2 separate regions of the Homo sapiens genome follow, and region 1 is linked to region 2. A link is a contact called in ENCODE Hi-C or POLR2A ChIA-PET data. All regions are on one chromosome and are shown on one strand. The core of a region is the stretch at or near the end of the contact, and the rest is flanking DNA. Distances in the headings are between cores, read along the strand shown.

The links. A loop is a pair of places that touch in the nucleus more often than their neighbours do. ChIA-PET counts read pairs that join two places held with the same protein, here RNA polymerase II (POLR2A). Pooled maps may share reads with other maps.
Region 1: a loop to region 2 is called in a map of CD4-positive, alpha-beta T cell, with 5 times the contacts of the local background. The contact joins two enhancer-like sites. A Hi-C loop is called at or near these places in 4 of 168 maps with a recorded cell type or tissue (CD4-positive, alpha-beta T cell, CD8-positive, alpha-beta T cell, GM12878 and 1 more) and 7 of 50 pooled maps. POLR2A ChIA-PET finds 5 or more read pairs at or near these places in 10 of 52 experiments (CD4-positive, alpha-beta T cell, CD4-positive, alpha-beta memory T cell, CD8-positive, alpha-beta T cell and 7 more).

The regions. Positions count from the first base shown.
Region 1 is chr2:109,028,923-109,035,453 of GRCh38, reverse strand. It overlaps a transcript of RANBP2 not described here. Among named protein-coding and RNA genes, the nearest start is that of EDAR, 43 kb to the right of the region's middle. Within about 2 kb of position 4,398, at least 9 of the 41 ENCODE cell types and tissues checked have a DNase peak (open chromatin) inside an H3K27ac peak, as active enhancers do; they include CD4-positive, alpha-beta T cell and CD8-positive, alpha-beta T cell, where a contact is called at or near this core.
Region 2 is chr2:108,955,573-108,962,305 of GRCh38, reverse strand. All of the region lies in intron 1 of EDAR (ectodysplasin A receptor), which reads left to right. It also overlaps a transcript of RANBP2 not described here. Among named protein-coding and RNA genes, the nearest start is that of EDAR, 30 kb to the left of the region's middle. RefSeq lists an enhancer at 4,145-5,344. Within about 2 kb of position 4,210, at least 5 of the 41 ENCODE cell types and tissues checked have a DNase peak (open chromatin) inside an H3K27ac peak, as active enhancers do; they include CD4-positive, alpha-beta T cell and CD8-positive, alpha-beta T cell, where a contact is called at or near this core.

The DNA of each region.
Region 1 (6,531 bases), core at 3,149-5,648, 73 kb before region 2:
CTGTCATTCTTCAAGGTCTGAGGTCCCTAGGCTTTTTTTCTTCCTTCCTCCAGCTTTCAGAGTCTTCTTCTGCTGTCTGTTGTGTTATGTCCAGATATTTTACCTGTAAGAGGGAGTGTCTGGGAGGAATGGGACTCTCCATCTTGGGGGAACCAGCAGTCAACACTCAGGTTTTAATGCACTTTCCTCTGTTTGTCATATTTCACTATTAAAAAGAGTTAACAGGCAAGAAATAAGATGGCCATCACACTTGAGAAGGTTGGGAGCCCTGACTTGGTACAAACTACTTTTTGATCTGACATCTAACAAATGATGTCTTACAATATCTTACAAAAAACATACGTGTACCATGCTGATCCTTCTGGATAGTCCAATCTAGGGAGGTTATCTAACCAGTAACTCCTCACAAACCAGGGATAGCTCTCCAGCACTGGGTCCTCTGGCTAATGGCCCCCACCAAGTGTCAGACCTACCTAAGCCCCATTCTTGTCTCCTTTTCTTTTTTCTTTAAATGTGCCCCCTCACTTCTCTGTAATATTTCCCATGCCCTTTTCATACCCTCTCCTCCTGCATGGGCTTTTGGATAATCTTTTGGATAATCTAACCATGACTGGTTATTGAACACTCACAGTGTGCTCTGTACAGGAGAGGGGTTTTACCTAAGCCCCCAGGGTTTTTGAGGAGGCCTTCTCTGCTGCTTATGGTGGGCAAAGAATGGGGTACCACCCCCCTCATTCATCCCAGAAGGCCCTAAAACTCAGAACAAACTATTTGCAATGAATCTAGGAGTACAGGATGATGAAGATGGGGCACCCGGCCCCACCTTAGCTCCATGAAGTGGCCTGAGCCAGGTGTAAAAGGAGCTGAATTTGCTTACATGGTGGCTCCAGAACCAGCTTTTGCCTCACTGTGCCTCCCTCTGCCTGCTGGCTTGCTGCTTTGTCTTTCTTCTTCGCCTCTCTTGCCATAGCCCCTCAGCTTGGCTCTGCAATACTCCACGTTCCTCACTTCCCTGTGCTTTCATTCCCTAAACGCCAGTCTCTTCCTCTGGGGCATGGCCCTGGGGCCTCCCACTGAAATTGACCCAATAGTCCCATAAATAGTTTTTTGGATAAACGTAGAAATTGACCCTTCTGGTTCTAAAGTTTGAACCTTCCTTTTTTTTTTTTTTTTTTTTTTTTTTGAGATGGAGTCTCACTGTGTCTCCAGGCTGGAGTGCAGTGGCACACTCTTGGCTCACTCCAACCTCCACCTCCCGGGTTCAAGTGATATTCTCCTGCCTCAGCCTCCCGAGTAGCTGGGACTATAGGTGCCTGCCACCACACCCGGCTAATTTTTTGTATTTTTAGTAGAGATGGGGTTTCACCATGTTTGCCAGGATGTTCTCCATCTCTTGACCTTGTGATCCTCGTGATCCACCCACCTGGCCTCCCAAAGTGCTGGGATTACAGGCGTCAGCCAACACACCTGGCTGAACCTTACCTTTTTTTTTTTTTTTGGAGTCAGGGTCTCCCTCTGTCGCCAGGCTGAAGTGCAGTGGTGCAATCTCGGCTCACTGCAGCCTCTGCCTCCTGGGTTCAAGCAATTCTCGTGCCTCAGCCTCCCGAATTGCTGGGACTACAGGTGCCCGCCACCACACCTGGCTCATTTTTTTTGTATTTTTAGTAGAGACGGGGTTTCACCATGTTGGCCAGGCTGGTCTCGAACTCCTGACCTCAAATGATCCACCCGCCTCAGCCTCCCAAAGTGCTGGGATTACAGGCATGAGCCACCGCCTCTCAAAAAAAAAGTATCATCAAAGAAGGGAAACTCACCAGATCAACACATCCAGACAATGAGATACCCTACATTGTGACTGCTTCCTTGCCCCTCCGTAGTTCCTGTTTTCTTACACACTGTTATCTTTCTTCCCTGGTGTATAAACCCCTAGTTTTAGGTGGATGGGGAGATGGATTTGAGACTGGGCTCCCATCTTCTCAGCTACAGCACCTGATTAAAGCCTTCTTCCTTGGCAATACTTGTCATCTCTGTGATTGGCTTTCTGTGCAGGGAGCGGCAGGACCTAGACAGAACCTGGGTGTTTCGGCAACACCACCTGCCTCTGCTTCCGAGGGCACACTCAAAAAGGAGGGGACTGGGCCCGTGCATTCACCTCAGTGTCTCTGTTTCACAAAAGGAGTCGTGGAAATCAGAATAATCAAAATCTCAGCTCACAGAAATGAGCGAGGCTGAATGCAAAATTAAAGTGGACAGGGCCCATCAACAGCCTGAAAGGGGCTTTGTTATTCCTTCCTAGGGAAGTCATCACCTCTCAGAGAAGTGTCTGGCTGAGTAATGACCAAACATGAAAGGTCTCTGTCCACTCAAGGCATGGATCATACTAAGGCCTGGTGATCAGTTTAAAGGAAATGTATTTCCCATGGCTGATGTCCACAACGTTCAGCTTCCAAGGGTTCAGGAAGGACTTATATTTCACCCTGCCATGACATGGGTCAAATATGAGGCCTCTTTGAAAATCCAGGGAAAATTAGCTCCTGGTGACATAGGATGCACTTCTTAGCTCCTAGTTGCCCATCTGGAGTTCTCTGTTAGGCCCACAGAATCAGCAAACTCTGTGTGGAATTAGGCGATTGCTCCTCAGTAGTGGCAGTGCAACCGGAGGGAAATTATTGTTCCATTCTGACTTGTGAGTTCCTATAAATCTTAGCTTTAAATCAAATGCTCTGTGAGTTGCTACAGGAGTTTCATTTAACCCACCAGCCTGTGCAAGAGGTGAGAGGTGGCCCGACTGTGAAATCCCAGAAGACACATCTAGTTGGCCAAGGCCTCTGCTCTCAGCTGGAGGAAAGACTCCCCCACCCCACCCCATGGGGAGGGGAGAAAGCGCATGGATGGAGTGGGATGAAGAATGGAGAGTGAGGAGAAAGCCCTTCCATGGTGTAAAAGTCAGGGCATCCGCTGAAGCCTCTCACACATTCGACCGATGTCACCCCAAGGAGCAGTTTCACCAGACAGGGTGCTGAGTCTAGCACAGCATCTGTTTGCAGACGGTGCTTGAAAGGACTGAGGTTGGGTCCTGGAGTTCTAAAGTTCTAACCCTTTTCTTCTGTCTTATTTCACCTTCCTGCAAAACAAAGAGGGGGTGGGGAGGGACAAAAAAAATCGCTATGCAGAAGTTCACTCCGGAAAATGCCCTGAAATAAAATCAACAAGATTGATGTGCAGGCAGACAGGTAATAACTTTAGAAGTGAAAGAAATCTCCAAAGATCTATGACATTTTTAACAAAACAGGGGGAAGGTGGGCAGCGCTCAAAACTGCAGAGCGGTAATTACACCCACAGGAAGTCTCTAATGAACTTGAAAACAAAGCTCCGAAGAAAGGGAAAGAAGATAACTGCAGAGTTCTGTTTACGTAACCGTAGGGGGTTTGAACACCAAGAACTTACAGCTCCTGAAACGCGGTGAGGAAATGGGAGGGAGGGCAGCGAGCGTTCAGAGTTTTGGCAAAAGGTCAAAGAGAGTGAACGGATGTGGGGGGAGGGGAAGAAGGTGGCGGGGGGTGGGTGGTAGCGCTCACGGGACAAGAAATTGAGCAAACAGAAAAGCTTAGTTGCTGAAGAAAATACTTAGAGGAAGGAGGGTTCTCTTCGCTGGGGGCAAAGTGGGGCAGCTTTATCCCGCCTGTGGCCCGGAGGTAGGCGTTGGCGCAGGTCTCGCCGGCGCCCGCAGCGCGTCCAGGTTGCCACCGGCAGAGCCCGGCCCACGTGGCCGACGCTGAAGCGGCGCTCTCCGTTCCTCCAGCGGGCGCTTCCCGGCCGAGCTGCAGGGGGTGCACACAGCAGAACTTCACTGCGCCCTCCTCGCCGCACGTGGGGCCAGGCCGTGCGCTAGAGACCCGCGGACTCGGTGCAGCCCGGCGAGGCGGGCAGAGCCGACTGCTGGGTCTGAGCGCGCATCCCCTGCTGCTACTGATTGAAGCCCAGTCCCCGGTGCAACAGTAGTAAGAGGGGGCCTCCAGGGAAGTGATTCCGTCGTAAGGGGAACGGGGCTGATAACCTTATAAGAAGGCTGGAGGAAGCTGTTTCCTCCCTTCCGCTCCTTCTGCAGAGCGTTCCCGTCTCTACCCCACCCCTGCCACATCAGAGCCCCCATCTGTGCTGAGTCAGCCAGCACCCATCAAGAAGCCCCCATCTGTGAGGAACAGGCCCCCCTCACTGCTGACACCTTGATGGTGGACTTCCAGCCTCCAGCACGGTGAAAAGGAAATGGCTATTTATAAATTACTCTCTAAGGTGTTTTGTTGTAGCAGCAGGAATGGACTTAGGGACCCGGAGTTCTTACCATTGCCCAATCACAATACCCTTAGACTCCAGCATCTCCACACATGGCGTCCCCTCGTGGAGCGCTCCGTGTCTTACCATGAGTCAGTGAGACAAAAGGTGCAGATGACACTGATGGTGGTATACATGCACACTGTGTTAGTCTGTGTACTAGTTATGAGTATATATACCAATTATTAAACCATTTTACCAAGAAAATAAAGACTTGGGAGATGTTAAAAAACTGCCAAAGTCGGGTGTGGTGCACCTGTGGTCCCAGCTACTCTGGAGGCCGAGGCAGAAGGACTGCTTGAGCCCAGGAGTTCAAGACCAGCCTGGGCAACATAGTGAGACCTAGAAAACAAACAAACAACAACAACAACAACAAAAACTGTCAAGAGACAGAACCTGGATAAGAAGTGGGTTATATAAACCAAAGTGGTCCAAAAATTCAGATGCCTGAGGGGCCCCAAGCTGGTCCTAGGTACTCAGGAAAGTACAATTCTAGAAGGAGCCTTCTGCTTAACAGCCTGCTGGTCATCCTCAAAGAGGCCACCACTCCCCACTCCTTCTCAGGGAGCCTCATCCCATCAGACAGTGAGGCCCATTCTTTCATTCATTCAGGTCATATTTACTGTCTATCCAGAATGCACCAGGCACTGTGCTAGGTGCTACTATACACATTATCACATTTGGCAGGGTATGGCACACCTCTTCATTTAAAAATAACCTTTCCAATGACATTAACAATGGGCTTTACTTACGTGAAATTCACTTAAAATAGAATTCTAAGGAATTTTACGTAGCATACCATAATTTGGCTAGAGGAGAAGGCTGGGTCTTCAGTGGGAAAATGTTGAAGGTAAAGCACTTGAGCGCATGGCCTGCTGGGGAGAGTGCTGAGCCAGCTGGCTGTGCAGGGGAGGATTGAGGAAAAGGCTGAAAATGAAGGCTGAGGATCAGTTTCATGAGCTCTCGAATCCAGGTTGATTTGAAACTGTTCTTTGCATAGGCAGAACATTCTGAGGTAGCAAACAAAAGTTAGAGTCAAAGAATTCTTTCTAAAGAATGATGTCAAGGAGGCAGTAAATCTAAGACTCACCCACACACTCGAACTGGCACTCAGTAAATGCTTACTGAATGAATGAATCAATCAATCCATCAATACAGAGATAGCAACCAGGATCCTTGTCAAGTCAAGAGGGTTATTAGTATAGTATTTCTTTAAAATAAACAGCCTTATCTGTGAGCAAAATAAGAGGCTGCCCCTGAAGGCTAAGGATGTCTGCATCCATTTGAGAGAAACAGCCTTTCATTGTGCAATGATTAGGCTTAAGTTGCTGGCAAGGCTGGAGACAAGGATAGAGATGAAAGGCTGGATGATGGCTGCCGGGGGGCCCTGTCCTGCAGCTGTTCCAGCCAGGAAAGGAGAGGGGAACAGAGGAGACAGCACAGGCAGCAGGCAGGCATCCCAGGCCGAGGAAGGAGGGAGGGCTCCCCAGGGTCACCCTGCTCTACTTTTGGAGCCTGATGCTGTAAAGTTTGCCCGGCAGGGACACACATGCTGCAGAATCTCCTCTTTCCCCTCATTGAGAGGACCAGGTTTTCCCTTGGAAACGGACAGACACACACTGAGCTGCTGCTTCCCAGGAGGGCTGAGGCACCCTTCAATAACTTCAGGCATCAGTGTCAGCCACATCATGGTTTCCCACCTCCAGATTCCCATGCCTTCCTTACCCTAATGAAGTTTCTCCCATTTACACATGGTCCCTCATCATCCCTCTCCTGGATGCTTTACTAGCTTTATGGAAGGAACTTGGAGGAGTGGCCAAGGCAGAACCCAGCAGCTGCGGCCATGGGGGTGAATGGGGGCTGGGATGGGGAGGGACTCCATAGACTCAGTGTTGACATGAAGGAGGAAAGGGCCCAGGTGTCCTATTAACAGTAATAACAATAATCTTGCCTTAAACCTTATTTATTTATTTATTTATTTTATTTATTTTTGTAGTTTAGAATGAGGTGAGGGCTAAAGAAATAAACAATCACATAGGCCGGGCACAGTGCCTCACGCCTGTAATCCCAGCACTTTAGGAGGCTGAGGTGGGAAGATTGCTTGAGCCCAGGAGTTTGAGACCAGCCTGGGCAATATGGCAAAATCCTGTCTCTACTAAATAAATAAATAAATAAACAAACAAATAAATAAATAAACAA
Region 2 (6,733 bases), core at 2,961-5,460:
AGACAGGGACAACACAACCTACCTATTTCATAAGATTTTCCTGCGAATGAACGTTGGTTCACATGTGTGAAAGGCTGTGAGAGCGTCCGAGCATCTCAGCGCAATCTGCAATGCGCCATCTGCCATCAGGGAACCCTAAGGAAAGGCTGAGAGGCTGCCTAGACAGGGCGCCACATGCTACCCTACCAGAGTTCACAGTCTCACTTGGACATCTTTGTGGATTTCCTTCTGTGATTTACACAGGGAAAAAAGTCTCTCCAGGATTTTATCCAAACTGTTAGATTCTGGGAGAGGTGTTGGGAGAAACAGCTCATGACTTATCTTACAGCTGCGCTTCCCCTCTTTGATTTCCCTGAACACAGCTAGAGTTTTTCTTACAAATATTAACTTGGAAAAATGAGAGTTGGCCCAGCTATGCTTGCTATGGACTCACTGCTTCCATTCATTTCCAGCACAGGGGCCATTAGTGTGAAGCAAGGGTCTCCCTCCCCAGGCTCAGGTCACGAGAGAGCAGCAGCAGGTTAAAAGACCCAACACATGGGCTGATCACTTCTCACCTCTTCCAGGAAGCCTCCCCAGGCTTTTCCGCACCCACCCAAGGCTGAGCTGAGCCCAAGGCCCCTTGCATCAGAATGAATGTGTTCTGACCATAGAGTTTCAGAAAAGAAAACGTAACAATAACACCATCTGCCAGTGAGTGCTTTTTTAATGTAAATGTCTGTTTTTGCAGAACGTCCATAACCAAAAGAGCAGTTCAACCTTCAGCATGTAAATCTGATGTAGGCAGCGGGAACCAGGAGCTCTACCTCCCTCTGAAGAGGGCCTGGCTGTGAGCAGGGCAGGGCAGCCAAGGAGGGTGGCTGGTCCCAGAGAAGCTGTGCTCCAATGCTGGCTCCTCCCTGCCTGCCTCCACTGGTGGTGGGTGTGCCAGATGCCCTTGAGTGAGTGAGGGGAGGTCAGCCTAGACTGGTGGGTCCTGGGGGCAGAGGCCTCCAGGCTGCAGTGTGTCTCCCCCTCTTAATTATTTAGGAGGGAAAGGACTGGCAACTGTTCCCTTTCCTGAATCTGGTTCTTTACCCTTTCATTAAAAATTATGGTCAGTCTTCTTTTTCTGTCTGGGCCTCCAAAACCCAGTCAGGGCCAGGCCCAGAGGCTCTGCAGCGGGGGCCACTCTGCAGGGTCTGCTCCAGTGCTGGTCGGGAGGTGGCCGAGCATTTCTGCATCCATGCGTGCTCACCCACCACTCATTTATACGCCTGGCCTCTGACCCAACAGTTCTACCACTGGGACTCTATTGTAAGGAAATAATTAGAAGTCTATCCACTGTGTCTTTTATGTACGTTGTGGCGTTCATTATAATAGTGAAAAACTTTGAAATAAAGTCGAATGTCCAGCCTTAGGGGATACTCTTGGTACATCCACATGGTGGAATACTATATAGCCATGTTCCTGAAGAATATTTCAAATGAAGAGGCTCATTAAATCATTAAGCAAACAGGATACAAAACTCAATATACGATATGACTCCTTATGATATATCTATATATCTATACATAGTAAAAGGAAATATATCAAAATCTCAATAATGTTTCCATATGGTAGGACCAGCAGTGATTTTTAGTTTTCTTCTTTATACTTTTACATGTTTGAAAACTTCTTTACAATTAGTAGTGTTTTTACAATCAGGAAAATATGAAAAAAAATGTAAAAACCTATCAGTGACAGAGCCAGCGTGGTGGAAGTTGTTGTCCACTTTTCTGCTGGCTGACGGGGCAGCAGAGACAGGTGTGCACCCTGCCCTGGCTCCTCATGCCCCCACCTTCCAAACATTCCAGATTATACTTATTCTTTGCCTGATCTGAGAAATTCTGGTATCCTGTTTTTGGGGGGAGCACCACAGGTGAACCCATAGAGGCATTCATCAGCAAGAGCGTCTTGAGAACATAGACCACCCTCCACTAAACATTCTGAGGCAGTGAGCACTTTTTTTGTTCAGACAATCTCCTAGGAAAGTGTCAAACCAGCTCCTAAAAACAGAGTTAAAACCTTGGGGGATCCTCAGTTTGAGGCTCTTGTGGACAAATAGAGAAACTGCAGCCCCGGGGAGAACTGGTGGTTGCCAGGACACCCAGGCCAGACTGAGCCAGGGCTGGGATCCCCACCCCGCTCCTCTTAGCACCCTGTACTATCAGTGGACCCAGCCACAGGGTGTGCAGGGTGGACAGGCCAGCACCCAGCTTCCCTCTTTGGAGGGCACTGCTTTCTCAGAGCCACCGTGGCCACGTTAGTGCATCATGACATTGACTGAGTGGCTGCAGACTAGCATGTTTTAAATGGAAAGGGACCATGTGGTATAGCACTGTGTAACATGGTCTAGGATGGAGAATGTTGTGTAGGGCAAGTGTTGGTTTCACTTGGATATGTGTGTGCTTGTATGTATGTGCGAGTATTTTTAGAGAAGGCTTGAGTTTCTTGAGAGACCTGTGGAAAAGCTGGTGTCTCAGAAGACATATCTTTCTCATTTTCAGCCAGCACTCCTCATCAAGCTCCTGAATCCCCTGTAGACATTTGGCTCTCATACGCTGGGGAAAGGCGAAATCTCCACTGCCCACGGCCCCAGCAGCCATTCACCGGGCATCCAGAGCTGAGTCCCAGGGCGCATGCCACAGCCGGCACTGGCCTGGCTGGAGCCCCAAGGGTGTGTGAGGCCCCAGCTCCCCTCAGCCCCATGACTGCTGTGAGAACCAGGTCCCTTGGAAACCTGACAACCTGAGTCATCTTGGCACAGGTTTTAAGCATCACAGAGAAACAAAGCATTGAAAGATGCAATATTCTGCTCATGAAAGACCCAGGAGGACCTGAACTGGGTTGGATCAGGGAGAACCCCAAGTCACAGCCCAGCGTCCCCTGCATTACAGACACTGGGGAGCTCTGATTTCTCTGCTGCATGTCTTGCTCTTTGGGAAAACAAATCTCCAACACCAGGTCATCTCTCCATCCACCAGGCTGTAAGAGTTCCCAGATCGCAGACCACAGGGCTTCATAGGCCATCATCAGCCCCTCTGCACAAACTTGGCCTTGCAATGGCCCCATCAGCTTTACTGAAGCCTTGGCTTTCCTCGGGCCACCTGCCACCAGCATGCCCCATATACACTCCATTAGTCACGATTCTAGCTGTTCCAGAGTCAGGAATTCACGGGAAGCCACAGAGAACTGGTGTTGATACACGTTTTTCTGGCTCTAACCCACTTTCTAAGCATGATTTTGGGAGCACAGTGTCCCGTTCTTCATGGGTGCCAATTCCAATGGCCTCAGCCACTAGCCATGGAGGCCACTTCTTGAGGACTTGCAGGGAAGTGGCATTCCATGATGTGGATGTGGCTCCCAGGTTCTCTCATGAACTGTGTTGTCACCTGCCCCAAACTTGGTGCCTTTTCCCAGCCAGCCATGAGCCTGGAGAGCCCACTATCTCTGGCTGACACTTCCAAGTGGCTGTAACATTCAACAGAATTCATTCACATCCAGTCACAACATTCAACAAAATCAGAAGCCTTGCGCTTGAGCTTTAGGTCTCCTGGGCCAGATATCTAGGGGTGTTCCAACAGAAGTCACCTGCAAAGGCCTGAGAGCTGGACTTGGGCTTCTTAACTACAGAGACTGACTCCTGGCTCTGCCATTGCTAAGGGAGCTAGCTGTCCCGAGCAATAGGGCGGCCATGGGGTGCCCTCCCACCGTCCTTCTGCCCTCTCTACTGTGCGTCCTGGGTCCAGGGTCTTGCCATGCCCCCCTGTTCTGCCCCCTGCCTGAACAAACGCACCCTTGTGAGCCTTCTGCCTCAGCTCCTGGAAGGCACTGCCCTGGGGTTTTTTTTGTTTTTTGTTTTTTGTTTTTTTTTTCCTGCTGAAGGAATAACTATTTCATGGTTATTAATGAAAGTGATAGCAATTCCCTGTGTATTTATCTTAGATTATGTGGTCGTTACGAGCTGAAGTACCTCAAGCAGCCAGTCTGCGGTTGATTTGAAAACAGGCGAGTCTCAACAGTGAGCTTAAGGAAAGGTGTCAGGTATAAATCTTGTCTTCAAACAGCCAGGGTGCATTCCAGACTTCAGAGACACTTCTTTGTATAAAGGCCCTTTTTTTCTCTCCCGCCTTTCTTTCTCCTGGGCCTGGAGGAGGATGAAAGTGCAGGGGTGTGTGCGTTCGTTTAGTCTGATAATGAGGGTGAGGCTCACGGGCATGGTAATTTGGCAGCTTTGGCACTTCCTGTAACAGTTTTGATTTTTTTTTAATCCAAAGGGCTGCTTAAAGACAAACATTTTTTGTTAAACTGCTGGTAGTTCATTTTCTGCAGGAACTGTGCAATTAATCTTGTTTATATTAAAGAGACAGGTTGCTTTTGTCAGCTTTCCTGCGCTATAATTAATAAAGATCAAAAACGTTACAAAAACATAATATTTAGCTTAATGCAGATGAGGCTAGGCAACAGCTGCATCAATTAGAGGAGCAAAAGGGGAAAGAAATACCCTTTGCTTTGGAATAACTCGGATGCATTAAAAAACATGGATTGTGAGGCTTCTCACCTCCACTAGCCTCGCCTGGTAGGCCCGGTGAAGGATGGGGTTTGGACATCAAATAGTTTGTAAGGCCGCATCAATTATGTTGTAAATGCAGTTGGAGGCACCTACTCTTAACCCACGTTTATCCAGGTGTGTGGCTGTGGATCAGAAGCATGGAGCCTGAGGATCTCTGCAGTGGAGGAGGGTGAAGAAATCAGATGGCAGGCAGAACCTGATAGAACCATCCAGCCCCCTGGGGGGCCTCCATGAGCCCGGGGCCACTTGATTTATAGCCCTCTATTTGAAGGACTGTCATTAGAAACCAAAACAGTGATTAGATATGCCCAAACAGATGTCATTACCTGCCCCCGACTTCCTAAACCAGTGACTAAGACCTTTGGCTTCCACATGAGAGTTCAAACAGGGTCATCTCTGCCCATAAACAAGAGGCGTTGCTGTTTCCAGGCTTTCATCTGTCTCACGAAGCGAAGGTGAACAGCCACCTGGGAGCCCACCAGAAATTTGGTGGAGATGCAGTGTGAGGGCTGGAACTGGTTGTCAGTGGCACCCAGGCCAGTTACCTCACTTAGATTTCAAGGAATTGAGGCCTGGGGAAAGTGTAGAACTGCAAGTCCCACAGTTACACAGCCTTTGCCTTGGCTGGGCGTGGCGGCTCACGCCTGTAATTCCAGCACTTTGGGAGGCCGAGGCAGGCAGATCACCTGAGGTCGGGAGTTTGACACCAGTCTGACCAACGTGGAGAAACCCCGTCTCTACTAAAAATACAAAAAATTAGCGGGGCGTGGTGGTAGGTGCCTGTAATCCCAGCTACTCGGGAGGCTGAGGCAGGAGAACCGCTTGAACCTGGGAGGTGGAGGTTGCGGTGTGCTGAGATCGTGCCATTGCACTGTAGCCTGGGCAACAAGAACAAAAACTCTGTCTCAAAAAAAACAAAAAAAAAAAGAGAGCTTTCGCCTTTCCTGCTGAGCTTCAAAACTTGGGATCCTAATCGTAAAAGTCCAGGACAAGGAGGGATATGCAAAATGAATCATAACCCAAATATTTTCAGCAAATTCTGGTGGCATAAGAAGGTGGCTGAGCAGATGGAAGGAACTGCCCATAATCAAGCATCTATGAGGGAAATTTCACTGTCAGTCAACCATCTAACCAGAAAAGCACCCAAGGGAGCCTTGTGCCTTGCCAGATTTCAATGCCATGTGTAGTTTCTTGGCTACCCAGAATGGACTGATAAACATCAGAACCTGCTGACGTGAGAGACTCTTGGTGCAGTGCTAGTGGAGGACATGGAGGGATTTGAGTGGCATCAGGAATGCCAGTATTCTAAACCAAATGGAGTTCCTACCTGAAACCAAACCAAAGTCATCTCCAAGTTTTAGAGGACACCTCTACAGGCATCATAACACTCTCATGCCCTTTAACTTCTACTCTTCAGAATGTATAAAAAGGGTATCTCCAGCCAGGCACAAAGATGTTCATTGCAACTGTATTTATGACAGTGAAAATTGGGAACCAGCCTGAAGGACAAATATTAGGGGATTGGTTGATTTAATTATGGCTTGTTCATTTGATGGGATACTTTCAATCCATTAAAAAGGCTGTTGTTAAGAATAATTAAGACAATAGGGAATGAAACAGTCAAACCACAAGTAGCCCGAACAGTGTTTTAATCTAATTTTATTTTATTTATTTTATTTTTTTGAGACAGAGTCTTGCCCTGTTGCCCAGGCTGGAGTACAGTGGCACCATCTCGGCTCACTGCAAGCTCCACCTCCTGGGTTCCCGCCATTCTTCTGCCTCAGCCTCCCGAGTAGCTGGGACTACAGGCGCCTGCCACCATGCCCGGCTAATTTTTTGTATTTTTTTTAGTACAGACAGTATTTCGCCGTGTTAGCCAGGATGGTCTCAATCTCCTGACCTTGTGGTCTGCCCGCCTCGGCCTCCCAAAGTGCTGGGATTACAGGCATGAGCCACCGCGCCCTACCTCTAATTTTATTTTATGTTATTGTATTTATTTATTTTTTGAGACAGAGTCTCACTCTGTCGCCCAGGCTATAGTGCAGTGGTGTGATCTCGGCTCACTGCAACCTCCGCCTCCTGGGCTCAAGATTGTCCTGCTTCAGTCTCCCAGGTAGCTGGGATTACAGGCAAGTGCCA